Linked DNA regions of Homo sapiens: region 1 is linked to region 2. The links are chromatin loops, found by intact Hi-C in ENCODE. Cell type or tissue: PC-3. All regions are shown on one strand. Links, peaks and the distances in the headings refer to the core of each region. The heading gives the core; the rest is flanking DNA. Region 1 holds the start of LOC107985915 (MAGE-like protein 2). Region 2 holds the start of AQP7B (aquaporin 7B).

Region 1 (16,333 bases), core at 5,272-13,271, 380 kb before region 2:
CAGCTGGGCATGGTGGTGCGTGCCTGTAGTCCCAACTACTCAGGAGGCAGAGGTGAGAGAATCGCTTGAACCTGGGAGACGGAGGTTGCAGTGAGTCAAGATCGTGCCACTGCACTCCAGCCTGGGCAATAGAGCGAGATTCCATCTCAAAAAACAAAAAAACAAAAAAAACCTACACATTTTACCTCTACAGTCTGTTCAGAATATGTCCCAACCATTTTCTTCTCTCCTGCTCCAAGGGACAGCAAATGTAGATAACTGTGGAGCCCTGCGTGCTCGAACATTGGAAACATCCCCAGTCCACACTTTCTTTCCTTCCTCTCCAAATAATTCTTTCACACTTTTCCCTTGTCTTCAAACACCCACCACCACCCTCACCTTCACTCAGCTGATGGCTGTTTCCTGATTCACTCCAAAACCAAAAGAACCTCTAAGGTCAACCCTCTACCAGGGTTTCCTCCCATATCCAGCCTTATCAGAGCTCTGACCTGGCCCATAGAGGAGCTATGTGTGGCTATTTAAATTAAAATTAATTACAATTACATAATATTTAAAATGCAGTTCCTCAATCACACTAGTCACACTGGAAGTGGTCCATATCAACTTGCGGCCAGTGTTACAATATTGGGAAGCACAGACGTGCATCTCCATGATCACAGAAAGTTCTACGGGCAGCTCAGGCACAGATGATTTGTCCATGCCTCTACTCAGGGCCACACATCACTTGCACACTAGACACCATCCACTCTTCCTGGACTTCATTCCAACAGCTCTTCCCTCTGTTCTCTCTCTTACCTCAAAACCTTTTGATTCCACTTCTTCCACCAAAAACTGCTTCATTTCTCTGCTTCTCTCTGCAGCAAAACCCCACAAAAGTTTTCCACAGTTGCAGCCTCCAGTTCCTCTGCTCCCATTCTCCTACATCCATGAAAATTGGTGTTTGCCAAGATCGCTGAAGGCCTCCACGCTGAAGGACTCCTCCAGTGGTCAACTCTGCCTTTACCGTAGTTAACACTGCAGCGGGATCTGAACAGTGCTTCGCCTCCGTGTACAACTGGACTCCTGCGTGCCTGCATGCTCACACTGCTTCTCCCTCTCCCTCCTAGGCACTGCTCAGGCCTCACGGCCGCAATCGCCCCATCTCGCCCATGCCAGTCTTCCTCCTCCCAGTCACTCTGCACTCACTCCCCGGCCACCTCACAGAGTTAAGTGGCATCTACATGCTGAGGGCTGTACATCTAAGTCCCTGGCCAGACCTGTCTCTCCAGACTTGACACTCCGCTTGTCTGCATGATACCCAGCCGAACCAAACATCATCTTCCCAAAACTGCATCTGCAGACAGTTTCCTATCTAACCTGCAACAACCCATCCTTCCAGGAACTTCCAGTCGCCATCCTCATTTCCTCTCACACACCCCACATTCAGTCCACCAGGAAATCCTACTGACCCAGCTTCCAAATAAACTCTATCCGCGTTTGACTCTTTGTCTCATCTCCACTGCCAGCCCTCTGGTTTGTGCCACCGGACTGATCTCTACCAGACTGATGTCTTGGCAGAGTGATCTGATTACCAGAATGTCTCTCCTCTGCTCAAAACCCTCCAAGGACTCCCATTTCAGAGTGAAACATTCAGTCTTTTCCAATGGCCCACAAGGCTCTAGGTAATTTTAAATTGTAAATGGTGTGAAGCAAAAACTTCAGAGTTAGCCTAGTCATGCCTTTCAAAGGTCAACACAGACTAGCAACCACTAAGCTAATGCCTAATCAGGAAACAGTCCTTTGACTAGATGAAGATCTAGGATGAAACTCCGTTTCACAAATCATATACCTAATCTGTTCCAGCTTACACAGGCACTCCTGGCCTCACTAACAAGACGCAACTCAGATGCTCACCATCAACTGTACACACGTTTCTGTGTCTGTCTCCTTCAGAGTGACATCACTGTCTCCAGCAACCTGCTCAGCAACCCCAGGCAGGAGGGCCACACCATCTCCCTTTATCTCCGCATCTGACCTTATACTCCACGTGTCCTTCTGAACTCTGACCAGGATGAGTTTTCAGAGCACTTCCCCTGGGAGCTCTGGTGTGTCCATAAGCCACACGGGCCACTGATCACCTGCCATTCAAATCAGGGAGCAGCGATCGGAATAGGCAGCATTGGCTTGCACTGAAATGAACACACTGTCTCAGATCACTACATTGTAAAAGTCTCAAAAGTAGAGACCATGTCTCAGTCATTTCGGTTTCCTAATTCTTGTTACAAAATAGGTATGGATCTTTTTCTGGTGATCTTCTGACTGTAGAAACAATGAGCTCACTGCATGAATAAACATACTCACATGCATCTACCCAGGAGTCCAAATGAAAGGCACAGAAGCAGGATAGGAAGCAGGGACCCAAAGACAGTCAGGGATTCCTGCACTATGTGATAGTCTTGACAAGGGGCTGAGAGGAACTGAGGTTTCTCACCTGTGCTTCTTTCTGCATTTCTCCTTTAAGATCATCAAAATATGTGCTTTCTCCTTCATCATATTCCGCATCAAACATCTCCTTCAATTTTCTCTTCTTATCCAAATGCTTTTTCTTGGCACTTTCTTCTTCGTCGGGGTCAATTTCTTCCTTGTTTCTCTATATCTTCATTCTTAAATTTCCAGAAGAAAAAATTTTGTGTATGTTTATGAAGGTCTTTTCTTTAAACATTACATTTTTTAAAGTTCTATTTAAACAAAAATCTTAGCAAAAATCTGTTATCGTTATCAATAAAACAAAACAAAACACAACATAATCTTTGTCTCTGAATAACATGGTACTGCTACAGGAAATTGTTACATCTGCATTACAATTAGCTGCTATTCCTTAAGCTGGCTGGGAACACAAACTAGAATAAAAATAACAGACATGTCCCTCACCCAGATGCTCCCAGACCCTGTTCTAAAGAAATATTAGGGAGAACAGGAACTTCATTCTTTTAAATGACACTTAAATTTAAAAAGAGGAGAATGATGGCAATGGTTGAATGTAAGTCTGAGAAGCTAAGACTTCTGTGAGTGAAAAATCACAGTAGTCTTGGCAAATGACTATGGCAAGAAACAGTAGTAACTGTCGTCCAAAACTTAACAAGTAAACAAGAAAGCTTCTCTTTGGTCCCCACATCCCCACCCTTTAGGAAGGAATCTATCCATCCAGTCTGCAATCTTCACACATCACAAGTAAGATTTGCATTTCTCAATGTGGGCCTCTCTCAGAACACAATGACCAAGAACAGCCAGCTACGACAAAGTCATACCTGAGTGTCGGGGCCCGATTTTCCCTTGTGCATGTCCCCTGTTTCCAAGTCTTCAAAGTCACCGTAGAGCTCCTCTGGGAAAAGAACACCCAAAGGCTGCTCTGTGAGCCAGGCATGCATGTGCTGCTGGCGCCACCCACGACAGGCCCACAATGCGCTCCGCGTTCCAAGCCTCATTCTTACTGTTCCCGTCACTAGACACACAGGCAAAACTTTGCACTAGGGAATGCTTCGTAAAACAGTATTTCATCATCTGTTTAGGTAAACTAAATTGACCCAATCCACATTTCCGCACTTCATGTCAAAAATCCCAATCTCAATTTTTCCAGTATAGATAATGGACACTCTTTCGTTTTTGTTTTTTTTTTTTTTTTTGGAGACGGAGTCTCACTCTGTCACTCAAGCTGGAGTGCAGTGGCACGATCTCAGCTCACTGCAACCTCTGCCTCCCAGGTTCAAGCAATTCTACTGCCTCAGTCTCCCGAGTAGCTGGGATTATAGGCACCCGCCACCAGGCCTGGCTAATTTTTATATTTTTAGTAGAGATGGGATTTCACCATATTGGCCAGGCTGGTCTTGAACTCCTGACCTCGTGATCTGCCCTCCTCAGCCTCCCAAAGTGCTGGGATTACAGGCATGAGACACTGCAACCGGCCAATGGACACTTTTTATGAAAGACACAGAGGTCTATCTGTGTCCCCCAAATGAATAATTCAAAGAGTGAATGGAAAAGTCCCATGCTGATAACCAGCACATGTGAAAAGGAGTCTCAATGTAAGTTCAACACAACACGATCGTGTAACACACCTAGGGGAAATTTTAGATCATATAAAACATAGCATTTAGATTAAGAGTAGAGCCCCAAACCACACCAAACCCATGGGAAGAGCTTATTCACTCATTCATTCCTTCATTTGTTTTTGGAGCTCTGGGTTCAGTTATAGTTCCCACTCTTAAAAGAAATAGACAAGTAAGGCTGGGTGCAGTGGCTCACACCTGTAAACCCAGCACTTTGGGGGCCCGGGAGGCAGAGGTTGCAGTGAGCCATAATTGCATCACTGAACTCCAGCCTGGGTGACAAAGTGAGACCCTGTCTCAAAAAAAGGAAAACAAAAGAAAGAGGCAAGTTAAAACTCATTTGGGAGAGCAATGTTTAGAAGGCTATTAAAACATTTTCACATAAGGGCCAAAGAACCAGGTAGATGTTATAAAAGATAGGAAGCTCCTATTTGTAATAAAAGCAAAAAAGGATAAAATAGGAATAAACCTAACAAGAAGTGCACCAGAACTTTATTTATTTAAAAAAGAAGAAAAGCTTTAATATGCTACCAAAGGACAAAAGGAATAGCATCACTACCAACACTCGTAAGTGCTCTCCACACCAGGCACTGTGTTAAGTACTTTCATTGCCTTAACCACATTCTTCAACCCAAGGAAGTAGATGTTGTAAATATTATATACTGAATAATGGTATGTCCTCATTTGAAAAGGAAGACTCGACATCACAAATACGCCAATTCTCCCTTTAGCACAGTTACAACCCGAAACCACCACTAAGGATTTCTGGTCTAGAGAAGATAACACATTATACCCTCCTCTAGAAATAATAGACAGGAGATGATCAATGGAGAATTCCGAAAGGTGGACAGAAAAAGGCTGCTGAGGGACTCTAGGACTAGGGAATGCATAGTGGCCAGGTGTCTCCCTGGACCTCATCCAATAGGACGGTGACCCAGGCCCAGAGTTTCCCAACTCCCAACGTAGCAATAGAAGGCAACCCAGGCAGACTCAGTCCCCGCAGATCAAAGGAGATCTTCCCCACAACAAGAAAACCAGCTCCACACACCAACACAACCACCACTCCCCACCCACCTAGCTGCAGCAGGTGGCCCAGCCTGGGGCAGCTCCCCTGTTCCCTCAGGTGGGCAACAGCAGGGACTGGTGGGAGAATCCCAGTGACACATATTAGCCAAACAGACCAAAATAACACCATGAAGGCTCTGAAATTAAATTGCCATTGGAATCACAGCCCACAAAGTAGACCAAGACCTACAGACTAAACCTAAACAGGAGGACTGCCTGCAAAAATAAAAAAATTACATAGGCAGATGTTGGAACCACCTGACTCATCACTTATAACAGTCAGTATAAAAATGCTCAACAAGCAACTACAAATCCTATGTCAACAATCAAAGAACTGAAAACGTCAGCAAAGAAACTGAAGAAGAATCAAATGGAAATTACAGAAATATAAAATACAGTAACAGAAATTTTAAAAAAATCTAACTGGATGGGCTCTATTGAGTAAAAGTGGAGACGACAGAGGAGAGAATCAGAGAAGCTGAAACCTGATCAACAGAATTCACCCAGTCTAAACAATAGAGAGAAAATAACCTGAAAACAAATGAACAGAGCTGCACGGACCTGTGGGACGATAACAAAAGACCCCACATTTATGTTATCTGAGTCCCACAGGAGACCAGAGCTGCGAAAGCATGCAAATAACTAATTCTTGAGGCTTCCCACATTTGGTGAAAGATATAAACTTACAGATTCAAGAAGCTGAGCAAACCTCAAAGTATACCAAAAGAAAGCAACACTGATTAAACTTTCAAAACTAAAAACAAAGAGCAAAAATGGCAGAATGCCTGTAGGGACACGCCAACTCAAATGCCATGGAGGCCAGAAGGAAGTGGCACAACATTTTCAAGTGCTTAAAAAAACCAACCAAACAAAAAAACTGTTGGCTGCAAATTCTATATTCCATGAAACTACCCTTCAGAAATGAAGAGAGAAATATAGACATTCTCAGAGGAAGAGAATATAGGAATTTGTCACTGGTCAATTTAGAAATGCTAAAAAGTGGCTACAGAAATATGTTCTGTCATTTCCACAATACAAAAAATTAAAACAAAAAATCAAAATAAAAAATGGCTACAGAAAGTTCTTATGCAGAAGGGATGAATATGGGACTATGGGAGGAGGGACAAAGGAAAGACCAGAAATGTGGATACATACACGAGACAATCCACAGTTCTTAAAATCACATTTGACGACTGAAACAAAAACTATACCACCACGTACTACTCAAGCCAGTGATTTATACAAGTGGAAAAGGTAAAGAGACATAAATCCAAGGCAGGTTTCCACACTTTGAAGTGGTAAATACTGGTACCAGTAGACTACTATATTACAATACACATATTGTAACATCCAGAGCAAACACTTTAAGACTATACAAACAGATACACGCAACAACATTATACAGAAATAGATCAAGATGGAGGGAAAGAAAAAGGAAACAAGCAAATAATAAAAACATCAGACATAAGCAATTATGTAACAATAAGCACCTTAAATGTAAATGGTCTAAATAAACCAAAAGACAGATTGATGGAGAGCCTATAATAAACACATGGTCCAACTAAATACTGTTCATAAGAAACTTCAAACTCACTTAAGGACCTAAGTAGGTTGAAAGTAAAAGAATGGAGAAAGTTATCCTGTGAAATCATTAATTTTTTAAGGAAGCAGGAGTGAATATATTAATATCTCATGAAGTAGACTTCAAGCAAAATAATTTACCAGAGCTGGAGAGGGTCTTCGCTGAATTTTAAGATCTAAAATTTCCTATGCTGCCTTGACATCTTTGAGCCTCACAGGGCCCCAAAGGCCTAGCTGTGGGTTTTCCTGTTTTTACCAGACACCCCCTACCCCGCCACCCAACAGGAAAGGCTCCCCACCTGGCTAGTTCTTTTATCAGCCAGAACAGTTGCACCTCAGCCTAAGAAGTTTCACTTCACCTGTCTGCCAGCCCATGAATTTATTCAAACAAGCCAATTGCTCTCCCCCTCGGGAACCATTGGTCATCGTGTGCTCTTGTTACTACCAAGCCTGCCTGCTTCCTCAGCCCCCAGCCCTCACTCCGCTACAGAGTGCGGTGCCCATCTGACCCTGTGTGGCATGCAGTGTCCTCCTCTGAGCTGTGGGTATATGTGACTAAAACACTGCTGTCAATCTCATCCATCCACGCCAGGTGTCGTGTTCAGCCATCTCCTACACTTTAGGGCAGGGACCCCTCCTTCACCAATGGGGTGAAAAGGAAGTGACCATAACAACTGCTTAATGACAAAAGGATTAACCCACCAAGAAGACATCTACTTCAACATCCTCCTCTTAGCAACTGTTAAAACTAGGCAGAGGCCGGGCACAGTGGCTCATGCCTGTAATCCCAGAACTCTGGGAGGCAAAGACAAAGGATAGCTTGAGGCCAGGAGTTCGAGCCTGGGCAATATAGCAAGGCCTCATCTCTCCAAAAAATTTTAAATTTAGCCAGGTGTGCCGGCACACACCTATAGTACCAGCTACTCAGGAGGTTAAGCCAGGGGAAGTACTTGACCCTAGGAAGTCAAGGCTGCAGTGAGTCATGTTCGTGCCACCGCACTCCAGTGTAAGTGACAGAGTGAAACTAGGCAGAAAAGGAGCAAGGATTTACAAAAGATCTGAACAGTCAACCAGCAAAATTTGACATCCGTATAACACCCCACTCCCCAACAGCAAAACACACACATTTTTAAAGCCAATAGAAATCTACCAAGGTGAGGTACGCTTGGGGCAATAAAAGAAATCACAGCAAATCTTGCTGTGCGCCCCTCTGAGCCTGAGCCGGCGCCGGCGCCGTGCCCCTCTCTGCGCCTTCTTTTCTCACCGGGGGAAGCGTTTGGGGGCCTCTTGAGGGACCCCCTAGATGCTTCTACTCAGAGCCCCCAAAGCAGGGGAGCCTCCACTCCTCTGTCTGCAGCCTCCCCTGTCGGTTCTCGCTACCCAGGGTTCAGTGGCCTGGGGGCTGACGGAGGTGGTCGCCTCTGCCAAGGCCCCTCCTGGCACCTCCCTGGCTCATCCAGCCCACCTTCCTCCCACGCTGGCTCACGCAAAGTGCTCTGGTCACCAGGAGCCCTTCCTGACCAGCCCCGGCCCCTTCTTGGCCTTCGCCCATCTGGCCTCCCCTGGAGCCCTGACCTGGGTGCCAGGCCTCCTGGGTCCAGAGCCCACCCCGCCCTGAACAACCCCGAGTCTCAGCCACCCTCAGCTCTTACCCTTTCACAGCTGGGGAGTGGACCTGGGCCTGCGCCTCTCCGCGCCAGCGCCTGCGCTGTGCGCCTCTCCGCGCCTGCGCCGCCGCTGTGCGCCTCTCCGCCGCTGTGCGCCTCTCCGCCGCTGTCCGCCTCTCCACCGCGCCGCCGCTGTCGGCCTCTCCGCCGCGCCGCCGCTGACCGACTCTCCGCTGCGCCGCCGCTATCCGCCTCTCCGCCGCTGTCCGCCTCTCCGCCGCGCCGCCGCTGTCCGCCTCTCCGCCGCGCCGCCGCTGTCCGCCTCTCCACCGCGCCGCCGCTGTCGGCCTCTCCGCCGCGCCGCCGCTGACCGACTCTCCGCTGCGCCGCCGCTATCCGCCTCTCCGCCGCTGTCCGCCTCTCCGCCGCGCCGCCGCTGGCCGCCTCTCCGCCGCGCCAACGCTGGCCGCCTCTCCGCCGCTGGCCGCCTCTCCGCCGCGCCGCCGCTGGCCGCCTCTCCGCCGCGCCGCCGCTGGCCGCCTCTCCGCCGCGCCAACGCTGGCCGCCTCTCCGCCGCTGTCCGCCTCTCCGCCACGCCGGCACCAGCGCTGTGTGCTTTTGCAAGGGCGGAGCTGCGTTCTCCTCGGCACAGACCCGGAGAGCATTGCGAGGGCGGAGCTGCGTTCTGCTCTGCACAGACCTTGGGGCACTGCCTCGCTTTGGGACAACTCGGGGCCGCATCGACGGTGAATAAAATCCTTCCTGTTTGCAGCCATGTTTGTGGTTGGTGGCAGCGATGGACACTGCAGCCAGCCAGAGTGTAGAAAAAGGCATCGGGGTAAGTGCGCTATCCAGGCTGCACTGCTGGTGGCCTGGGACGGGTTGGGAGCCCTATCTCAGGCGTCACTGCCCGTCTTGGGTGACTGGTTGGGTGTGCTATCTGAGGCTGTGCTGCCTGCAGCGGGGGGGCGGTTTGGGGGCTCAAACCGGGGCTACACTGCCTTTGGCGGGGAGCCGGTTGGGGGCACTATCCCAGACTGTATTGCTGGCAACAGTGAGGTGGGTTAAGTGTGCTATCTGGGGCTGCACTGTGCGGCTGTGGGGGGGGTGGCGGTTTGGGGTTGAGGGCGCTATGGGGTGCTGTAATGCCCATGGTGCGGGGAGGCGGGGCAGTTAGGGTATGTTGGGTGTGCTATTGGGGGGGGCGACACTGCTGGTGGTAGGGGGCAGGGTGGGTTGGGGGCCATATCAGGGGCTGCACTGATTGCTTTAGCTAGGATTTCTGGTACTATGTTAAACAACAGTGGTGACAGGGGGCATCCTTATCATGTTCCAGATCTTAGAGGAAAAGCTTTCTATTTTTCCGCATTCCGTATGATTCTAGCTGTGGGTGTCTTTCCTGTAGTTTTTATTATGTTGCGGTATGTTTCTTCTGTGCCCGTTTCTTTGAGGATTTATAGCATGAAGGGATGTTGAATTTCATCAAATGCTTTTTCGGTTTCAGTTGACATGATCATACAGTTTTTGTCGTTTATTTGGTTGATATGATGTATCACATTATATGTTGAGTGACTCTTGCATTCCAAGGATACATCCCACTTGATCATGATGAATTATCTTTTTAATGTATTACTGAATTTGATTCACTGGTATTTTGTTGAGGATTTTTGCATCAATATTAGAGATCCTGGCCTGTAGTTTTCTTCTTTGATGCTTTTATCTGATTTTCGTATCACAGTAATAATGGTCTCATAGAATAAGTTTGGAAGTATTCCCTCCTGTTTTTCAAAATAGTTTGAGCAGGATTCGTACTAGGTCTTTAAATTGTTTGGTGTGAAGCCATCAGCAGTGAAGACATCAGTTCCTGGGCTTTTCTTTACTGGGAGACTTTTTCTGATGGCTTCAATCTCATTACTTGTTACCAATCTGTTCTGGTCTTGGATGTTTTCATTGTTTAACCTAAGTAGGTTGTATGCATCTAGGAATTTGCCAATTTCTGCTAGGCTTTCCAATTTATTGGCATATGATAGCCAGTTATGATCCATTGAATTTCTGAAGTATTAGTTGTAATGTCTCCTTTTTTTAATCTGTTGATTTTATTTATTTGAATCTTGTCTCTTTTCTTAGGCTGGTTAAAAGTTTGTCAATTTTGTTTAGCTTTCCAGAAAACCAACTTTTCGTTTAATCTTGTGTGTTTTTTATTTCAATTTTGTTTCTGCTACGATCTTATTTGTTTTCTTATTTTCGGTTTAGTTTGTTCTTACTTTACTAGTTCTTTAAGATGTATTGTTTATTTGAAGTTTTTCTTTTGTTTGGATAGTAGGCACTTATAGCTGTAAATCTCTGCCTTTGTACTGCTTTCTGCGTAACAAGTTTTGGTATACTGTGTTTTCATTACCCTTTGTTTCATGAAATTTTTGAATTTCTGTCTTAGTATCTTCATTGACCAGCTAGTCATTTATTCAGGAGGGTAGTGTTTAACTTCCATGTGATTGTATTGTTTCCAAAATTACTTTTCTTATTGATACCTAGTTTTATTCCTTTGCAGTGAAAGAAGATGGCCACGGAGACAGACAGCAGCGTGGTCAGAGTGGTAGGAGCCGGCCATCAGCGAGAGCTGCTCCATGCCTGGCTGCTGGGAGCTAGAGCCTGCGGCCCACTGGCTTGCCTCACTGTAGTTGGTGGTGGCGGTGACAGAGACTGCAGCATGACCAGAGTGGTAGGACAGGGGCTATCCAGGGCTGCACCTTTCACAGTGTGGGGTGGGTTGGGGGCGCTATCCAGGGTGTCATTGCCTGCATTAGGGGTACTGGTTGGTAGCACTGCACAGGGCTGCACTGCCCACGGCAGGGAGGGTGGGTTATGGGTGCTTTCTGGGGCTGCAACGCCCATGGAGGAGGACAGGTTAGGGCATATCGGGTATACGCTACTGGCGGCATTGGGGGACGGAGGTGAGGGGCGCTATTGAGGGCAGGACTAGCCGTGGAGCGGGGGCGAGTTCGGTGCTATCAGGGGCTGCACTGCTGGCAGCAGTCAACAGAGTTGGCATCCAAGGAAGGAGTGGTTCTCCTCTCCCTGACTCCACACTCCAGAGGGCGAACCACTCTTGGTCATACTGGAGTGCGGCAGGGCATGCAGCGTTTGCATGGGAATCCTGAGCATGGCAGAGCCCCCACACCCACCGTGGTTCCTGGGCCTGTGCACTCTGGGTCTGTGCCTCAGAGGCTGCCAGGCACCCCTGGGGACACCACGGGGGACTGGGCCCTGTGTGTGGAGGCGTCCGGAACAGGAATTGGCACCTGGGTGCGGAGGGCTGGCTGGGTCTGAATTTGTCTGCTTCTCCTGTTCCCCGAGGAGTGCAGCCCCGGTGGGCCCAATGGTTCCTGTGGAGTGGGGAGCTGGGTGCTGTGGTGTCTCCAGCACCCACCCCAGACCCCAGTTCCCGGCCAGCTTGGGCCAAAAGGAGAGGCTGGACTTTGGAGGGTGGGTGTGAGTGCCTTTGCTGAAACTGGCCCCTGCCACCCAGTGGCCAGCATGACAAGTTGAGGCTCTAACGCTTCCACTCCTCACAACTTCCTCTAGGCTTTTCTGGCTTTGCCCACCCAGCTGCTCCGTGCCAGGAGGAGGAGGAGACACCTAGAGCGTGCAACACCACGGCTCGCCTCGCTGCGGGTGGGTGGCAGTGACGGAGACTGCAGTGCACCAGAACGGTAGGAGAGCGGCCGTGCTAGGAGGGCAGGCGGCTGCAGGCAGGGTTGGGAGTCAGGCTTACAGCGATGGACGGGCTGCAGCAGTGGCCAGGTGGTAGGAGCCTTGTAGGGAGGGCTGGTGCATTGGCAATGGGCCTGGCTTTGCCCTGTGCCTGCCGTGGATCTGGCCCTGTACTGCCCTGCCTTGCCCTGTACCTGCCCTACTGTTACCTGGACTCTCGGCCCTGTCCTGCTCTGGTCCCATCCTGTCCCTGTCTTGGCCCCGTGCTACCCTGTCCCTGCCCTGGTCTTGCCCTGGCACTGGCCCTGCCCCGATCCTGCACTGGCCTGACCTTGGCTCTGGCCCTGGCTCTGGCCCTGCCCCTTGTCCTGACCCTGGTCCTGTCATGGCACTGGCCCTGCCAATGGTCATGGTCCTGCTCCTGTTCTGGCCCTGACCTGGCCTTGTAAATGTCCTGGCCCTGCTTTGGCCCATCCCTGCCCTGGCCCCACCATGGGCCTGCCTGTTCTGCCCTCTCCTGGCACGACTTTGCCCTGTCATGGCCCAGTGGTGCCATTGCCCTGCTTTACCTTGCGCTGGTTGTGCCTTGGCCCCGCTTGGTGCTGGCCGCTCCCTGGACCTGCCCTGGACCTGCCCTGACCCTGCCTTGGCTTTTGCCCTGCCCTCACTATGGCCTGGCCCTGGCCCTAGCCCTGGTCCTGCCATATCCCTGGCCCTGCCCTTATCCAGGCCCTGCCCCTGCTGCTGCCCTGGCCCTGGCCTGGAACCTGGTCCTGTCAAGGACCTGCCCTGACTCTGCCATGGCCCTGGCCCTGCTCTGCCTTGTTCCTGGCCCTGACCCAGACCCAGACCCTTTCCTGGCTCTGCACTGGCCTTTCCCTGGCCCTGAGCTGGCAGTGGTCTGCCCCTGGTCTTGCCATCACCCTGCCCTGCTGTGCTCCGGGTGTGTCATCACCCTGCCCTGGCCCTACTCTGCCTTTGACCCTGCCCTGGCCTTACCTTGGCCCTCACCCTAGTCTTCGCTAGGCCCAGCACAGACCTGGCTCTGACCCTGGCCCTGGTCTTTGTCCTGCCATAGCCTTGGCCCTGAAGTGGACTTGGAGCTGTCCTGGCCCCTGTGTAACATGGCTCTGCATTGGCCTGTCTCTGCCCTGCCCCTACCATCGCCTTGCCCTGCTCTGCCCTGTCCCAGTACTGACCCGGCCATGCTATTTCCCTGCCCTACCCTGCCTTGGCTGTGCCCTGGCTCAGTTCTGGCCCCGGCCCCGGCCCTGCCCTGGACATGCTCTGACACTGCCTCAGCCTTGGCACTAGCCTGGCTCTTTCTTGGCATCAGCCCTGCTCTCTCTGTGGACCGGCTCTTGTCCTGTCCTGCACTGGCCATACCATGCCCTGCCCTGCCCTGCCCTGACTCAGCCCTGACTCAGCCTTGGCCTTGGCATTGCCCCTGGTCCTGCCATATTTCTTGCCCTGTCCGTACCCTAGCCTTGGCCCTGACCCTTACCTTGCTCTGGCCCTGCCCTTGCCCTAATGCAGCCCCTGGTCCTGTCGTGGCCCTGCCCTGGACCTGTCCTGGCCCTGGCCCTTCCCTGCTTGAGACCTTGCCCTGGTTCTCCCATGGCCCTGACCCTGAAATGCCTGGCCCTACCCTGGCCTTGCACTGCTCTGGCCCTTGCCCTGACTCTGGTCCTGTCACTGACCCAGCCCCAGCCCTGTTGCTGGTCTTACCGTGGCCCAGACCCTGCCTTGGCCCTGCCCTGACACTGTCCTGGACCCTGGCTGTGCCAAGAACCTGTACTGTCCTTGCCCTTGTTTTGCTCCTGCCCCAACCCTGGTCCTGCCCAGGCCGTTTCTATGGCCCTGGCCCTGGCCCTGCCCAGGTCTTGGCACTGGCCTGGCCCTGCCCTGCCCTGGCCCTATGCTTTCCTGGCCCTGCCTTGCCGGCCCTGGCCCTGCCTTGGCCCTAGCCTGGCTTTGACCCTGCCCTGGCCCTACCTTGGCCTTCACCCTAGCCTTACCTGGGCACTGTGTTGGACCTGGCCATAGCACAGACCTGGTTGTGGCCCTGGCCCTGCCGTGGCCCTGTCTCAGACCCTAGCCCTGCCAGGTACCGGTCCTGGCCCAGCTCTGGGCCTGGCTTTGTCCCTAATTCTTAGATGACCCTGGCCCTGCCCCTGCCCTTGCCCTTGCCCTGGCACTGGCCTTGGACATGTCTGTGGTCCTAACCCTGGCCCTGTCCTGGAGCTGCCACTGTCTTGGCCGTGCCCTGGCTCTGGCCCTGCCCCGGCCCCAGCCATAGACCTGCCCTGGTTGGTCGTGCCCTACCTTAACCCTGTGCTACCCTGGGCCTGCTCCACCCTGCCCTGGCCCTGCCCTCCCTTTGGCCCTGCCCTGACCCCACCTTGGCCCTCACACTGGCCCTAGCACAGACCTGGTCCTATCTGTGGCCTTGGCCTGGCATTGACCCCTGCTCCTGACCCCGGTCCTGCCATGGCCCTGGCCCTGCCAATGACCCTGGCAGCCCTGACCCTGGCCCTGTCTTGGCCCTGGCCCTGAACTGGCCCTGCCCTGACCCTGGCCCTGAAGTGGATTTGCAGGTGTCTTGTCCCTGATTTAACCTGGCCCTACCATGGCCCTGTCCCTCCCCTGGCTCTGTCCTGGTCTTGTGCTGACCCTGACCCAGACCTTGGCCCTGCCCCAGCCTTGTCCTAGACCTGGCCATGGCCCTGCGTCTGCCCTGGACCGGCGCTGGCACTGGCATGGGCCCTGGCCCTGGCCCTGGCCCTTCACTACTTAAGGCCATACCCTGGCCCAGCCCTGGTCCTGACCCTGTCCTGGCCCTAATTTGGCCTGGCTCTACCCTGGCATGCTATTCTGGCCCTAGCCCTGACCCTGTCCCTGTCCCTGTCCTGGTCCTAGCCCCGTTGCTGGTCCTGCCATGGCCCTTGTCCTGACATTGCCCTTTCCTGGTTCTGGCCCTGGCCCTGTCCCAGCCCTGCTCTGGCCCTGGTCTGAACCCTGGCCCTGCAATAGACTGCCTTGGTCCTGCTCAGACCCTGGCTCTGGCCCTACCTCTGCCCTGGCCATACCCTTGCCCTGGCCTGGACCCCAGTCCTGGTCCTTGTCCTGCCCCAGCCGTGGCCCTGGCCCTGCCCCTGCCCTGCCTGTGCCCTGTTCTATCCTGGGCTGGCCCTGCCATGGCCTGGTCTTGCCATTGCCCTGCCCTAGCCTGCCCCGCTTGTGCCCTAGATCTGCCCCGGCCTTTGCCCCTGTCTTGGTTCTAGCCTCGACTCAGCCCTGGACCTTCCCTGACCTTGCCTCAGCCCTGGCACTACCCTGGCATTGCCTTGGCATTTGCCCTACTCTCTCTATGGCCTGGCTGTGGTCCTGCCCTGCTCTGCTCTGGTTCTGTCCTGACACAGTCCTGGCCCTGGCCCTGGCCCTGCCGTATCACTGGCTCTGGTCCTGCCCTTATGCAGACCTGACCCTGCCACTGCCTTGGCTTTGGCCTGGACCTTGGCCATACAGTGACCCTGCCATGACCCTTTCCTGGTCCTGGCCTGGAACCTGGCCCTGCCAAGGACTCGCCCTGGCTCTGTCATGGCCCTGGCCCTTTCCTGGATTTGGATGTGTCCTGTCCCTTATTTGCCCCGGCCCTTCCCTGGCTCTGCCATACCCCTTCTCTGGGGTAGGGCCAGGGTCAGGACCAGACCAGGGCAGGTTCAGGACCAGGGTAGGGCCATGGTAAGGCCTGAAGATGGGAAGGGCCAGGGCAGTGGCTGGACCAGGGAAGGGTCAGGGCCAGGGATGTAGTAGGACTAGGGGCAGAGCCGGCACTAGGGCTGAGCCAGGGCAGAGCAGGAGAGATTACTTTAGGCTATTACGTAAAATTTTTATTTTAGATTTTTAAGATAACTATAGTAGTAGTAATGTCTATACTATGTTGTTTGTAATAGTAATGATATTTGCAGTAATCACTAAATTTTAACTAATATTATCTTTGCTTCCAGTAGTGTCCTATGAGTATAATTTTATCAACATGTAAATATGTGAGGCATTGATTCTCATAATAATTCTATATGCTAGGTACTTAAAGCATCCCCATTTTCCAAATGTAGGAAACAGGCATAAAGAAGTTAAATACTTGGCCAGATTACTCCTGTAATCCCAGCACTTTGGGAGGCCAAGGCAGGCAGATGGCTTGAGCTCAGGAGTTTGGAACCAGCCTGGGCAACATTGTGAAACCCCATCCCTACTAAAAATGCACAAAAAGAACTAATTTAA
Region 2 (16,333 bases), core at 4,772-12,771:
AAGAAAAATGAGTCTATATATATATTACCAGTTTTATGAAAGTATATGAGTCAATATTCCATCAATACCTAGAAAAGTAATAGATCAATATGCTGATTTTAGGGGTGGACACAAAGGTGTTATAAGCGTCTTTTATCTTTTCTTTTTTCCCTCCTTGACTCTGAAGAGAAACACCATTTTTCTACGTATGCAAAGAGTAAAAATTCAGAACTAACACACAGGGATTAATAGCAGTGAATTGCAAACTCAACTCAGTGGTATAGTACCTGGCAACATTATTACTCAGCATATTTCCCTGGCTGAGGCTGATTTCATTTAAAGTAGTTTTATACTTGTGCTAAAAATGTGTACATCACATTAAGGGAGAAAAGATCCTCTACACAAATGGATTGTACCTACATAACCTTATGTACCAGAGAGGAAAACATCATTCTCATGAGTCACAAAGCTTTCTTCTTCTTGTCAATATGATAAACAGTTTCCGGAAATTGAGAATGACGCTGGTTACTTTCCTTCCTCCTGAACATGCCACACTGAAGAGACAGGGATGACTCCTTCCCTATGGGACAGACACACATGTAGCTTTCCTTGGGTTGTGGAGGAAGGCATGGCCACAACACCATCGGCAGCCTGCTGCAGGGACCTCACGATGAGAGGAAGTAATGGATGCCTGGGCCAGGGAAATGCATATCTGGGAGAAAGCAGGAAATTCTGATGTAGAGATAGGGAAGAACCCTGGGGAAAAGTACCCAAGCTGGGCGGGGAGGAGGAAACCACCAGGATCCCAGGATCAGAGATAAAGGACACAGGGACACAAACAAAGTGAGGCCAGATGGAGAGGGCAGTCTCACGGGGAGAGCAAGCTCACAGGGAGAGCATGAGCCAAACCTGGCTTATTTCACACTCATCAGAGAGACTGCACAGATGGGGCCAAACCAGGGCCCAGGAGCATCAGAGAGAGGAGGGCCATTTCAAACACTTTTGTAAAATAAGCTCAAAGCTTCTTTGTTTATTTGTGGGTGTGGGAGTGGAAACGTAGGGAAAGTGAAGAGAGTGGGGAAAAAGGGATGGGTGATTTTGTAGGCAAGATGCTCCCTGAGGAGGTCCTGGTGGACCTGCTGTGGGGAGTGGCATTCTGCACACTCTCATATCATGGGGAGCGCATGACTACATTACTGCTTACACATCTCCAAGTGCAGCTTGGGGGGTGAATGTTTAATTGTCTCACTGTAACTGTCTAAATCTCTGGAAAATCTGAAGGGTCATGCATTTGATTTAAACCTATGAGGTCTGAATGAATTCTCCTCCATGCCTAACCGAGTGAAGCAAGTATATAACCAACCATGCATCCCTAAGCAGGGCCGGTATGAAGGGGAGGAAACGCCTCCCCACTGAGCTCACAAAGAACTTCATCACTGACCTGAATCAGATCCAGCAGGAAATGAAACACTGAGTACATAATTTTACAGTAGGGGGAGGGGGACGGAAAACAAAGTGAGCTGAACTGAAACGTGAGAAAGAACAGAATGGCAGTGAGTCCACGGGGCAGGGCCGCAGCTTTCTTTTTTCATGGCCCTCAGTCCAGTAACCCCACCCGGCATTCGTAGCGGGTGACATCACTGATGCCCCAAACATGCTCCAGCAATTTCCTGCTTTCCAGAGTCCAGCCGAGCAATGATGTCAGTGGTGCACCTGGGTAAAGATATGGCAGGGCCGGGTCACAGGGAGTGGGGACAAAGGCCAACCCAGTTAAATAAACTGCTGGTCTTCTAGGGCCTGGTCCCTAGGCAGGCTTCCACCATGAGATAGGTATAGCCCAGGCCAATCCCAACAAGAGGAAAAAAAGCATGTACTTGGCTGGGGGCGGTGGCTCACACCTGTAATCCCAGCACGTTGGGAGGCTGAGGCAGGTGAATCACGAGGTCAGGAGTTTGAGACCAGCCTGAACAATGTGGTGAAACCCCGTCTCTACTAAAATTGGAAAAAATTAGCTGGGCGTAGTGGTGGCCGCCTGTAATCCCAGCTACTCGGGAAGCTGAGGCAGGAGAATCACTTGAACCCGGGAGATGGAGGTTGCAGTGAGCCGAGATCACACCACTGCACTCCAGCCCACGCAACAGAGTAAGACTCTGTCTCAAAAAAAAAAAAAAAAAAAAAAAGAATGCACCCATGCAGTGCCTCCTGTCACCCTCTGCCCAGAAAGGGCACAGGGGCCAGGGTGAAAGAGTTACAGGAAGACAGAGGGAAGGAAACCGTGCAGAGATAACCACATGGGGGCAGGCCCTAAGCTGCTGGGACCTCCACAGTGTATCCCTTTCCTCCAACTGGGAGACGGAAGCACCGACGGTCTTTCTCTACAGTGCCAGGAGCCACCCTGCCCCCAGAGATGCCCTACAATCAATGACTACCATCTAAATGCTTCTGGATAGTTTCATTCCTTGTAGGTGATATTCCAAATATTATAATTTGTACTTCTCCACAATTACAATTCCAGTTTTGGGGTTTCTTTTTACTCATTAAATTTGAAAAGCCAATTCCAGTTTTAAAGCTTGACCCTTTTCTTAAAAGTTTAACTTCTCTTTTTATTCAGGCTTCCCACTAAACCCTCAAACTGACTCTGAGGGTGGCCTGGCTAATTTACAAAACCGGCCAGGCTGCTTAACCCCTAGATTCCAGCCCAGAGTGTTGCCATAAATTGCTGTCAAGACATGCCTCTATGTCCCATGTTTGCCAGTGAGAAAAGGGTTCATATTCTAAGTTCTTCAAGTCTCTCTCACTGCCTCAATTTTGAAGTCAATGGAAAACAGTCAAATACACCAAAAATTAACTTCAAATGGATATCTGCTATGAATTCCAACTTGGTTGGACACCTCTCCAGGCCAACTGTTGTGAAAATGCGTTGTTGTTTTAAAAAACACTGTGAGAGATGGCTGGGCGTGGTGGCTTACTTGAGTTCAGGAGTTTGAGAACAGCCCGGCCAATATGGTGAGACCCCAGTCTCTATGAAAAATATAAAAAATGAGCCAGATGTGGTGGCATGCACTTGTAGTCCACGCTACTTGGGAGGCTGAGGCAGGAGTATCACTTGAACCTGGAAGGCGGAGGTTGCATGAGCCGAGATCATGCTACTGCACTCCAGCCTGGGTGACAGAGCAATACTCTGTCTCAAAAAAAAAAAAAAAAAAAAAAAGAGAGAGAGAGAGAAAACACTGTGAGAAGAAAGAAGTCAATCACCCCCTCTCCAATGCCCAACACAGTAAGCAAGAAGGGCCCAGGAACAAATTAACAGGGAAAAACAATCTTGCATTTGCTTAGTGGAATCTGGGGTTTGCACACATTAGTCAGAGCTAGACAAATCATACTGAATACACTTCTTATAGAAACATTCTAGCTCTGATGGCCTTTCCTTGCTGTCCCAACTTTTGAGGTGCGAAAACACAGCAACACAGCCAGGACCGGCCAGGTGATGGCACAGAGCCCGCTCCCACAGGCTGCGTCTGTGTTCTCACTCTCTTGCAACTGGCCTGAGTTAAGCCTTCTCCCCAAGCACTTGCAGTTTATCATTGCCCTATTTACTGTATTTTCATGTTATAAAAGTGATATACGCCCAACGTAGTAATTTGATCTAGTTTTTGTTTAATGGCTATTAAATGCTCAGAAGTGAATTAAGGTTGCAGTTAAATGCACAGTTTTTATATCAAACTATTTTCTTTGCTAATTCACTTCTATCTGCGTCTACCAGCTGTAAACTACCTGAAGCAGAGAAAGCTTCTTTAGGTTGGGGCTTCCTGTAGCCCTGAGCTGAGTGCCTTATGCAGCATTGGCCGAGTGAATGAATTTGTTGGGTGAACTGCTTCGGGGTTTAGAGTCCGCAGAGGATAGGACAGGACAGATCGTGATCGAGGCTAACCTTCTCATCTACTCTACCATTTCATGCTCTGTTTGGGCACCTCCATCACCCCTCACTTCCCCTGATGGTCCAGTCTCTCTGGGCCTGCACTGTCCAGCTGCCCTCTTATCCCTAAGCCAAGGCCTTTGCCAACTAAAGCTCAGGAGTAAAGTGGCCATCACTGAGGCCATTCTATGTATGTATGTATGTATGTATGTATGTATGTATGTATGTATTTAGAGATGGAGTCTTGCTCTGTCACCCGGGCTGAAGCACAATGGCACAGTCTTGGCTTACTGCAACCTCTGCCTCCCAGGTTCAAGCAATTCTCCTGCCTCAGCCTCCCGAGTAGCTGGGATTATAGGTGCCCGCCATCATGCCCAGCAAATTTTTGTATTTTTAGTAGAGATGGGGTTTCACCCTTTTGGCCAGGCAGGTCTCGAACTCCTGACCTTGTGATCCCCCCACCTTGGCCTCCCAAAGTGCTGGGATTACAGGCGTGAGCCACCGCACCCGGCTGACTGAGGCCATTCTAAGGAATATACAGCAAGCTCTTCAGTACCCATTTTTGTTAACTGAGGTATAACTAAATGATACACAGGCCCGGCACAGTGGCATGAACCTATAGTCACAGCAACTTGGGAAGCTGAGGTGGGAGGATTGCTTGAGATCAGGAGTTTGAGTCCAGCCTGGGCAACACACGTGTATAGGTCTATGAGTCTGGAAGAATGTATATAGCCATGGAATCACTACCATGTCAAAACATAGGGTATTTCCATTATCCCAACAAGTTCCCTCCTGCCCCTCTGCAGTCAAACACTTCCCTCCCCCAACTCCTGGCAACTGCTGATCTGAACTGTAGACCTGAAAATGTCTTTCAGAACCCATTTCATCTGGACCCTTCTCTCTGTGTCAACATTGCTGTGAGCGGTGTCTGTGGGATTTTTCTGGACGTTCTCTGCCATGCCCCTGCTCCTTCCTTCCTGCCTTCTGGAAGGCACCCCTGCCAGGAGTCGGCTGCATTAAAGTGGGTGTTTCAGGGGTGTCTTCCTTTACTCTCTTCTCACTGATTTCCAGCTATCCCTGTGTCTCTTGTTTAATGAGTGCCTTCACCCATATCCTTAAACCCACCAGGGCGACCTTCCTGCCCCTTTCTTTGGAGCGCTGTATCTGTATTTCCAGTGGAGACACAGACTGTTCCTTAGATCCTATTAACCCTCCGAGCTCTCTCTCTTCAAGCCAGGCTCATTTCTGGCTTGGCCAATCTGCCTCCTCCCGTGTCCTTTCCATGACACGGTGATGGCATCACCAGCCAGTCACCAAGCTAGAACAGTCCCTTCACCCGGCCCCTACTGTAGGAGGATACTTTTAGAGTGTGTCTGCAATTCACCCCCACTCTCCGTATCTACTTCTGTGGCCAAAGTGTGGACCTTGATTTCCTCTGGCCCCAGCTGAATTAACCCACCTCTCTGGGCCTGGTTCTCTTTTCACTAAACATTCTCCACATTGCTGCCAGAGCTATTTTTCTAAAATACACGTCAGACCACATTCTTCTCCTCCTTATTTAAAAACAAAAAATAAAAAAAATAAAAAACCAAGAAACAAACAAAAAACCCACCCTACCGTGGCTCCTCAGTGTGTAGAGATCAGATTCAAGTTCCATGAGATGGTCTTCAAGATCCTTGGCCATGTGACCCCGTCCTGCTATCCCAATCCCATTCCCATTCCCATCCCCAGCCTCCCCACCTCATCCAACTCCAGCCACATTGGATCACCCCAGGAGAGGATGTCATGTATTAGTACTCTGGTGCCTTTGAGTCAAAACTCACTGTTTTGCCAGTTCAGAGGTTGAGCCCTTTTTGAAGAATCCCCTCTTCTTCCACAGCCCAGGTAAGTTCTACCCCAGGCATAATGAGCTGTTATCCCCCTGGGATCTGAGGGCATTCAGAATACCAACACAATGCTCTCCAGATACCTCTATGCTATTCAAATCCATGCATCTCACACCTGCTCATCTTAAAATCTCTGTGCCTCACATGCAGGAAGAATTCAAATGATGCTGATTGAAAAAACATTGTGTCCAATATTAGATGAAGTATGTAAATATCAAGGCAAGAATCTGCACTTTTTGTCTGTCTATTGCTTGTTTGCACAATAGAGCCACATGGTTTATTATAAAAAATTATTATAATGTATGCTGTTTAAGCTCAGATCACTTTGCACTAATGATGATGATAATGATGAGTTAGAATTTTTTTTCTTTTCTTGCCATGGGATCTGCCAGGTTTTAAGAATTCTTTTTTATTCTAAACCAAATTCAGGAGCACTCCCAAAGACAAGAAATCAAATTTAGGCCACTGATGGTACCAACGGAAGGCTATCACTGTGTAGCTATACAAAATGAAGCCAATCTTCATGGATTTTAAGCACTTTGATAAGCTTTTATATCTCTGTTCATCTCCTTTACCTCCATAGACAACACAAAATAACAGAATAATCAACCAATAGCAACGTAATCCCATCACAACAACATCAAAAATGAGAATTCATATGATTCAGTAATTTCCTAAGCCAGAACTTCCCACCTGATGTGCTGGGGAAGTGAGAGGGTGAGGACTGCTTTCCCCAGCCCTTGGGGTGACTGGGCAGATCCTGTCTGGTGTGAGCAGTCAACCCTACTGATTACATCATTTTGGGTGCTATGTGTGATAAAGGTTGACAACCACTGTCCTAAGCCATTCTACCATTTAAATAACAGACTGAATTCTCCCAAGTTATGTTCTTACTTGCCTTAGGAAGGAAATTAGTATTATGACTCTAAGGATCCTGAACACATGATCTAAAAAAAGAAAAACCCAAACCACAATGGCAAAGGTAGGTGAGACAGAGTGTTTAGAAAAATAGCGAATACTGTACTATTAATTACTCCCAATTCTCCCTAATCCATGATTTTTAAAGAGCGGGTGGAGCATAACGATTTGAGGCACTGCGACAATGCAGAATGGGGAGGGTTTTTGGAAAATGTGACTCATTCACCGTTCCGACCAAAGGGTAAATGAACCCAGCGTCTGTGCTGACCCGGACATCACTGATAGGTAAGATGAAGTCCCTTGGCACACCTTTTTTGTCAGGTTGGTGAGACAGAGAAAGGTCGGTCTTTGCCATGCAGATGGGCAAATTTCCAAAACCCTGTAAGAAAGGAAAGAAAATGTGTTCACTGATATAGATGTGAGTCTCCTATGTTTTTCAATTTGCACTTTATACAGTCTCGGCAGCAATGGTATGCCAGCTCAGATCTAGGCACACGCAGGAGCTGCTTGTTACTACTTGTTCACTGAACAAGCAAGAAGGTGAGGATAAAAACTCATCTCCATGTGATGACTGTTTAGTAGGTCAAGGGTGACTTTTGTTTATTTTGGAGGTTCTCGTTAAGAGAAGGCAGTGTTATGTGCATGTTTGGGAAAAACATTGCTATTTTCAGGCAAAGCAGCAGCTGTAGAAACCGCTTTCCAAGACTATTAATATCCGGGACCCAGCAAGGTAGTCTGGAGAAAGGCTCTGCGACTAGGCTCTTAGTCATGTTGTTCACTCATTCTGGAGTCAGTCAAGAAGCAAAGGGTTCCTTTGTGTTGGTTCATGAATCATGGTTATTTGATCTGCAACTACATTACAAGAACTAAGATGAGGTCACTATTTAAGCTTCTTGTTTTTAAGGACCAAAGTCTATGTCTGACCCAGAGTTCCAAAGGTGAAAGAGCAGGAAGTCACACGTGGTGTCTCACAAAAAGCACAGTGTCCTCGAAGCCTGTTTCTGATTAAATGGCACATAGTGTTCCTTTAGAGGCTTTGCTAATTCATTGCAACCACATACTTGGCACTAACTTTAAAAAAAATAAAAATAGAGATGGAGGTTTTGCTATGTTGCTCAGAGTGGTCTCAAACTCCTGGCTTCAACTGATCCTCTGCCTTGCCCCCACAAAGTGCTGGGATTAGAGGTGTGAGCACCGTGCCTGGTTGACACGACTTTTAAGGAGTATTTCCTTGATAGAGATAAAGGGAATGAAATCTTTAGTCAAATTTTCATAAGACTTAGCCTAAAACTATTTGGAAGATCTTAGAGTCTTAACTTAGGGAGGACTTGGGCTTGGGGCCATTTTCTTTTTGAAATCTCCACTCTTCTATACTGATAAGAATTTTGCTGAGTGAGAATCACAACTGCCTTTCAGAATGATGCCAGAATTTTGAATTTCAGACATGGTTAAATATTAAAGTAATTTCTATAGGTTTGCTAATGTAAAAATTTTGTCAGTAGGCATATTAAAAAGAAACAGAAACCAACCAGTATGCTATATACTGTCACCAGATTACTTCATAAAAGAAATAACATTTTAACACTGAAAGGAGAAAAGACTTAATATTACAATAAATGATAGTCTTAAATATCATTATTAAAAACTCAGGGGAAAAACAAACAAAGCAATCTCATGAGAATGACCTTATTTTACTTGGTTCATTGCACATGAATGAAAACTTCACCACAATGCCTAGGCACAGAGCAGTGCTTGGGAATCCTTTTTGTAAAGGGTAAGCCAAGAACATCAGGGAAAATTCTAAGAATTTAGAACTTTCTGAGTTCCTATTTTACCAAACCTAGGAGAACAAATACCCTGGCTGGCAATGGTAGCATTTAACAAAATTTCAAATGGGTTTACAAAAAAGAGTAAGGAGTTGGAGATTGTTTTTAAAGATAAGGTCAACACTACCAATCATGAAGCTCTTTAGCCAGCAGGCTCTTAAAATGTTCTGACTTCTATCTATCTGATTACACCAAAGTAGGAGGGACACTGGAGGCACATGGTCCTTTTGGTAAAAGTTGGCTGAGCCTCCTGTAATGGAGTTGATTCATCATGACTGTCACTGGACTAGGTGATGACACATGCTGTCAGATCATAGCCACCTTCCCAGCTGTTTGCCTACTTGCCTTTCTCAGTGGCTAGAGGTAGAAGATAATGGAGCCTTCAACCTCAGTGGACCAGCTCAGTAAAAAGCCAATGAACCGCTTGCATAAGAACAGCAAACATTCCCATCTTTATAGGCTGCACTCCTATCTGCCTACCCTGGCACCTTGCTAGCATTTTTAAGGTAGTAAGAGGCCTGTAAGGAAGAGGAAGCATTGCAATTCATCTAAATCTGACTCCGCAGCTCTACTCCAAAGGATAGTTTCAACATTCTGGGCTGAGTGGGAGGGATGAAAGATCACACATCACCTACAAACAGGGATACCACCCATATCAGACACATTTATAGTCACAGAAGTAAATGATGCATGGATCAGAGGATACATGCCTCACCATAAAGTTCTAAATATAGTCTGCACTCTACCCGAGGATATTACTTTCATCTTTGTTAACCAGAAAATAGATTAAGCAAAGGTTAGCTGGTGAGACATGTACAAATCCTCAAGTCAAGCTGAGTATTCTGAGAGCCTAAGGTGAATTTTTTCTTTTCCCTTAAAAGTACAACTTTTACCTGCTGAGTGTAACGATCTATTTTGACTTGTGCCTCAGGACAGAGTTCGATATCTTTGGCTCCACAGACAGCCTGGGCAATGGTCCTTATCTTGTCCACAATTGGAAGCTGCAGAAACACAAATTATAACAAAATTGTGTAAGTTTAATCTGGTTAAAGATTTTTTAAAAAGTTTAGTGACACTTACTGTAATTGCTTAAAATTCCCTTATCAGGGTACCCCCTCAGCAACTGCAGGATTCCTTGCAAACCCTCTTTTTTCCTTTTAGCACCCTAAAGCACTGAAATTTTCAGTGTCAGAATAGATCAGATGTCAAATAGCAAATAAGCCTTAGGTGTTCAGGCAATTTAGAGGCTGCTTAGAGCCCACGTAGAATCTGCAGAGGGAGGCCGGGCACAGTGGCTCACACCTATAATCCCAGTACTTTGGGAGGCGGAGGCGGGTGGATTACCTGAGGTCAGGAGTTCGAAACCAGCCTGACCAATATGGTGACACCCTGTCTTTACTAAAAATCCAAAAAAACTAGCTGGGCTTGGTGGTGCATGCCTGTAATCCCAGCTACTTGGGAGGCTGAGGCAGGAGAATCACTTGAACTGGGAGGCAGAGACTGTGGTGAGACAAGATTGTGCCACTGCACTCCAGCCTGGGTGGAGTGGGACTCCGTCTCAAAAAAAAAAAAAATCTGCAGAGGGAAGAGGGAAGTTAGTGCCTTACAGAGGGCTTCTGACTAGGAAGCCCCAGGACTGCGGCTGACCCCTTCCTCTCCCTGCCTCACCCCTGCAGAAAGATCTGCAGAAAAAGCTGGAAGGGGTGGGACGGTGTGTGTAGGGGTGGGGACTGGGGCTATGCAGTTTCCAGACCTGGTCTTTGGCACCCTCTACAGGACAGTTCCATTCCCACACCTGAGCTTTGGGCAACTGAATCCTATGCCCCTTCCCATCCATGGAACCTGGTGCCAGAAATTCCCAGGACTTACCCACTGTCCACCACGCCACATAGCAAGTGTCCTCAGTGTCTGCAGACCAGAAACAACTCCCTTGTGTCTCAGCACTTGGCCACCTGCTGAAACCCCAAACTGCCTGCCCCATTGTTTGAGACCCAGTCAGGCCTTGGCTCCAAAAGTCCTCTTGGACTGCCGCTGGCCCCCAGGGTCTCTCCTGACTGCACCTCGGTCCCAGAGCTCCCACGCCGCTGGGCCCCGAGCCCCATGCCCCGATCCAGCTGTGGCTCCTTTATGGGGGCTTTGCTGGCCTTTCCTAAGGGAGGTGTTTTCCCGAGGGCAGGTGGACTGCTCCTCAGACTAGGGGCCCTTGGAGGGCCAGGCCTGGGCTTCTACCTCCTCTCGCAGGCTGGTGTTTCTCTGCAAATATGGCTCGTGTGTCCTCCTTCCTCTCAGACTGGGGACCCCTGAGGACTGGGCCTGAGTTCCCCTCTCCCCCTTCAGAATGGGGGTTCCCTGAGGACTGACCCAGGGCTTCCCCCCGTCCCCTCCATCTGGCTGTTAATCTCCAACACTTCCACCTCCAGTCCTATTCTGCACAGCTCTCCCCAGCGCTGGGGGCTCAGAGGCCTCTTCAGCCTTCCCCAGGGCTGGGGCTCAGGGAGGGCTTCCTCAGGCCCTGGCCCCAGAGTCAGCCTGCACATTGGCTTGGAGGACAGGCCTTTCCTCTGGGACTGTGAGGCCCAGAGTGCCCACCCAGAACTCCACCTCTGACCTCACAAAGGCCTGCTTCAGAACTCGGTCTCCACGGCACTGCTGGCCGGACGAGGGATGTTATTTTGGGCAGTGCATCTGAACTTGGTTCAAGTGGCACCAGCCAAACCCCTGCCTTACTGACCTCTCCCCTGGAGGAGCAGGAGGAGCGCTCGAGGCCGCCCTGGGAGGGCTGAGAGGCAGGCTCTGGACTGGGGACACAGGGATAGCTGAGCCCCAGCTGGGGGTGGAAGCTGAGCCAGGGACAGTCACGGAGGAAGAAGATCAAGATGCGCTTTAACTGAGAAGCCCCCAAGGCAGAGGCTGAGAATCAGAAGACATTTCAGGAGAGTGAGTGGGGCTCCAGGCAGGGTGGGGATGGGGCAGCCTCCTCAGTGCCCAGATCTGGAAGGGCCATTCCCTGGGTACCATACAGTGAGGAGGTGACTGAGGGATTGTTTGGGGAAGGAGCCCTGGCTGGGAGTGGAAGTCCCGGCTTTCTTGTTATGGTGCAGTCCTGTGTTGCTGTGTGACACAGGCACATACACCTTCTCTCTGGGCCTCAGTTTCCTTACCTGTAAGTTGGTTGTTGGGAGGACCAGCAGTAGAGCAGAGATGGCAGGGATGCACTGGGCTGGACTATCAGCAGACCATGGGGGTGGGACGAAGAGAGAGCTGAAGACCACCAGCAGTGGACCACAGGGGGAGGCGTGCAGGCAGGAGACGGGTCAGCTGCCGGCTTGCTGGAGTCATTCCTCCCATGCAGTCCCCTCCTGAGGGGCTGGAGCTGGGGCTGGAGGGTTTCAGCAGTCAGGGCTGGAGATAAGAGTCTGTGCTGGAGCTAGAGGGAACTGGGCTAGATAATCAGGAGGACAGACAGGGTGAGGGGACTTCGGGCTACCTTCATGCTGTCAGAGATAAAGATAGGAGTACAAAGGGGAATTTTTGGGTGAGGTACACGGGTGAAATGAGTTTTCAGGGCCTCATCCTGTGTGTTCACCTTCTGTGTGTGTGTGTGTGTGTGTGCATGTGTGCATGTATGTGTGTGTGCAGGTCCTGGACAGTCGCAGCTTAAGTTAGCAGCAAGAGGGATTGAGGTTAAAGGTGTAGCACGCAAATATGAGGCTGGAGCCACTGAGTAGAGGCTGAGGGCATCTCCACAGTCCAAAGCTGGGCTGCAGACAGGGAAGGTCAGGAGGAGCACTGGAGGGTCTGGCCTGGGGTTGGGGTCCTGGGGCCAGCATGGGTGGGGTGGGGCTCCAGGACGTCACCTCATTGGCTGAGCACCACTCCTCCCTCCCTGTTGCTTGGCTGGGCTAAGGGAGTGGCACTAGCAGGAGCTGCCCCAGGGCTTCTCCCCTGGGGACCAAGGTCTGATGGAAGTGTGGGGCCAAGTTCTGTGTCCTCCAGCCCTAGTGACCTCTCTTTGGCTCCTCAGCATCTACAAATCTGAAGGACAAAACATGGTTCAAGCATCTGGGCACAGGCGGTAAGTACCCCACCCTCTTCTCACCCTCCAGCCCCCTGTCCTCCACCCAGCCCACTTCAGTGCCCTCCCTGCTCCATCCTCAGCCTCTCCCTTGGGGCAGCTGTCCCCCCTTGACCTCCTCCTCCCCACCCACCCACTCACCTCTGAGGTCCCAGAAGAAAAGCATCTTCCACCTGTTGCCTGGGCTGGGTCCTGGGGTGAGGGGAGGCTCAGAAATACTTGGATGAGGGTCAAGGCATGCAGGTGGCCTTCAACTCAACTGCACTCAGCACCTCTCACCCTCTCAGGCTCAGCTGTCTTTGGGGTGAAAAAGAGCCAGTCCTTGCAATGGCCAAGGCCCTGCCTATGTAGTCCTTGTTAGCTTTCTGACCTCCCCACTCCAGCCCCCTGCTCTCCCTCCTCCAGCCACACTGAGTTTCTTTTCTGTTTTTTTTTCTTTTTTTTTTTTTTTTTGAGATGGAATTCAGTTCTGTCACCCAGGCTGGAGTGCAATAGCACGATCTTGGGTCACTGCAACCTCCTTCTCCTGGGTTCAAGTGATTCTCTTGCCTTAGCCTCCTGAGTAGCTGGGATTACAGGATTACAGGCACACACTACCATGCCCAGCTAATTAGTTGTTGTTTTTTTTTTTTTGTATTTTTAGTAGAAATGGGGTTTCGCCATGTTCGCCAGGCTGTTCTTGAACTCCTGACCTCAGGTGATCCACCCGCCTCGGCCTCCCAAAAGGTTGGGATTACAGGTGTGAGCCACTGCACCTGGCCTCACACTGACTTTCTTTGCTTTCTTCAAACAAGCTGAGAGTCCTCTGGTGACTATTCCCTCCATCTGAGAGGCTTTCTGCAGTTAACATACAGCCCACTCTCATCTTCATGGCTTTGCTCCAAGGCCACCTTCTCAACAAGGATTACTCTGACTGCCCTATTTGAAATCACACCCCATCTCCAGCCCCTGCACTCCCAATTCCCCTCTCCTTGCTCTGTTTTTTTCCATAGGAGCTGGTACCTTCGCTTATACAAATGAACTTACTTATTACATTTCATTGCTGTCAGCTCCACACAAGCAGGGATATTTGCCTGTTGTATACTTGGACGGAGAGAATGAATAGTGCCCCTCTGTTGACATCATTGCCTCTAGCCTACGTCTCTTTCCAGGGCTTTAGATCCTGTTTCTAGAGACCCACTGGTGTCTCACAGGCAACTCAGCTCCTAGATGGAAACAGCCTCCTCCGCCCCCCACAAGTCCACTCCTCCTGTGCTCTTGGCTCAGTCAGGGGTCCCCTTCTCTTCAGTTGCTCAAGCCAGAAGTCAAGGTCATGTCCTTGATACTTCCCTCTCCCCCATGCCTCACATCCAGTCACCAATCTCCTAAAATATCTAGAATGTGCACAGCTTCCACCATTCTTTCTACCACCACCCTACTCCCCCATGGCCATGTCAGGCCACCACCCGCCCATTCTTCAAAACTCCCTTCAGTCCTCACCTCCCATGCCTCCCCTGAGCTCCCCCAGTCCCAGGCTGCTTCTCTCTGGTGGTGTTGCCATTACCCATCTCTTCTATTAAACAGAGTGACCCAAGAGTGGAGAGTGGGTTTTGACTTTGTATCCCTGGTGCTTGACTCATAAGTAGGTGCTCAACAAAAATTTTTTCTTTTTTTGAGATGGAGTCTTGTTCTGTTGCCCATGCTGAAGTGCAGTGGCATGATCTCGGCTCACTGCAACTTCTGCTTCTTGGGCTCAAGTGATTCTCACGTCTCAGCCCCCACCCCAGCTGGGATTACAGGCACCTACCACCACGCCCAGCTAATTTTTTTTTTTTATTTTTAGTGGAAATGGGGTTCTGCCATGTTGGCCAGGCTGGTCTTGAACTCCTGACCTCAAGTGATCCACCTGCCTCGGCCTCCTAAAGTGTTGGGATTACAGGCATGAGTCACCATGCCTGGCCAACAAATGTTTGTTGAATGAAGAAATGTTGGTTAGCAGGTTGAATTGTTGGCTCGTGGTTAGTTGGATAGTTTATGGTTGACTGGTTGATTAGATAATTCAATGAGTTAATAGCTGGTTAACAGGAGAATCAGTTAGTTGGTTTTTGATAGGTTAGTCAAAGGGTTAGTAAGCCACCGGGCATGGTGGCTCACGCCTGAAATCCCTGCACCTTGGGAGGCTGAGGCTGGAGGATTGCTTGAGTCCAGGAGTTTGGGACCAGCTTGGGTAACATGGCAAAACCCCATCTCTACAAAAAATAAGAAAAAATAGCCGGTCATGGTGGCATGCTCCTGTAGTCCCAACTACTTGGGAGGCTGAGGTGGGAGGATCACTTGAACCCTGGGAAGTCTAGGCTTCAGTGAGCTTTGACTGTGCCACTGCACTTCAGCCTGGGTGACAGAGTGAGACCCTGTCTCAAAAAAAAAAAAAAAAAAAAAAAAGAAAGAAAAAGAAAAGAAACAGGCGTTAGTGAGTTGTTAGCTATTTAGTTCCTTGGTTAGCAGATTACTTAGGGGATCTGGTTGGCTGTCAGTTTCTTGCTTTGTAGGCTGGCTTTCTTGGGCCCCTCTTCTTAGTCTGTACCCTCTCCTTGAGCTCTCTCATCTATGCCCATGGCTCAGATGACAATCTGTGATTTGCTGTCCTCCAAATGTGTCTGTAAGTGAGACCACATGACCAGCTGCCTCCTCACTGGCCATCCCACCCAAGTGTCTAGCGGGCTCCTCACACTCAACATGTCCAGAAAGGGCCTCCTTGTCCATTCTCCCACAGCTTCTCTGCTGTGCCCCACGCTAGTCATTCCGCTGCCCTAGCCAGGACCTGAGGGCATCGCTGAGCTGCCCCGCTCCCTTCCCTCTCTAACCGAACACCAAGCCTGTCAGCTTGACTGTGCTCTTGTGGCCATTGGCACTGCCATCTCTGTGGCTCAGGCTGCCACCACTTCTCCACCCATCTGTGGAGAAGCTGATGCTCACCCTGCCTCCACTCCACTTCCTCCATCCTGGCCTCCGCAGGGGAGGCAGCTCTCCTGCTGAAATCCTCCACTTGGCCCATGGCCCTCTGGTAGAGTTCAGACTCCCTAATGTGGGCCATGAGGCCTTCTGCCACCTGGCTCTGGCCCCTCTCTGCCCATCTCATGCCACCTCCACTCCTCCGTGGCCAGCCCATTCCTGCACATTGGATACTGCCTTAGTTGCAGGCCTTTGCACATGTCAGTCCTACGCCCAGAGTGATCCCTGCCTCCCTGGAGGCTCCTTTACCCTCCAGCCTTCTTTTCTTGACCTAAATTTCTCTTTCTCTGGGAGCCTCCTACCCCCTCCTCTAGGCCATTCACTTCCTCCACATGCCCCACAGTGCCCACTCTTTCAGCTGGGGCAATGCTCATCACACTGCATAGTAATTGCTCAATTGATTGCTTTTCTTCCCACGGGCTGGATTGTACCAGTGTCCTTTACTGCAGTGACTGAACATTCTAGGCATAGTGGATTCAAGAAATCTTGAGTTCATTGGCTGGTTGGTGGTTATCTGTTGCTTACTGTGTCTTGCCTGCTGTGTGGTGATGAGGAAGGAGCCAGGCTTCCAGGACTCTCTTGGTGTTCTTGTCTTTCTGCTCTGTCCACTTCTCTCTCCTCTTCTGTGGTTACCTCCAGCATGGGAGGTGGGGTTGGATGGGAGCCAGTGGAGGGTCACCTCGCCCTGCTAGGGAGAGCAGCAGCATTCCTCAGGGCTCCTAAATTCCCCTGACCTCGCAGC

Evidence for each region. Hi-C counts contacts between places; a loop is a spot of excess contacts. Peaks named below come from ENCODE experiments on the same cell type or tissue, not always from the same donor. Only the 100,000 strongest peaks of a DNase experiment are listed, where the experiment ranks them.
Region 1: a loop joins it to region 2, with 15 times the contacts of the local background. A loop is called at or near these places in 2 of 110 quality-filtered maps.

The regions. Positions count from the first base shown.
Region 1 is chr2:94,199,927-94,216,259 of GRCh38, forward strand. It overlaps LOC107985915 (MAGE-like protein 2), which reads left to right and starts at 8,035. Exons shown (of 5, transcript XM_047446873.1): 1 at 8,035-8,142; 2 at 8,377-9,176; 3 at 10,887-11,057; 4 at 11,921-12,048. The coding sequence starts at 8,035. The coding sequence ends at 9,162. It also overlaps the pseudogene BMS1P23. In PC-3, for the core only: no CTCF peak of the experiment used is centred there; no DNase peak of the experiment used is centred there.
Region 2 is chr2:94,575,948-94,592,280 of GRCh38, forward strand. It overlaps AQP7B (aquaporin 7B), which reads left to right and starts at 11,364. Exons shown (of 8, transcript NM_001382497.1): 1 at 11,364-11,462; 2 at 12,550-12,600. The coding sequence starts at 12,575. It also overlaps the pseudogene LOC100133920. In PC-3, for the core only: a CTCF peak has its summit at 10,304 (motif pointing left); DNase peaks (open chromatin) are centred at 7,324 and 8,822; H3K27ac peaks cover 2,905 bases.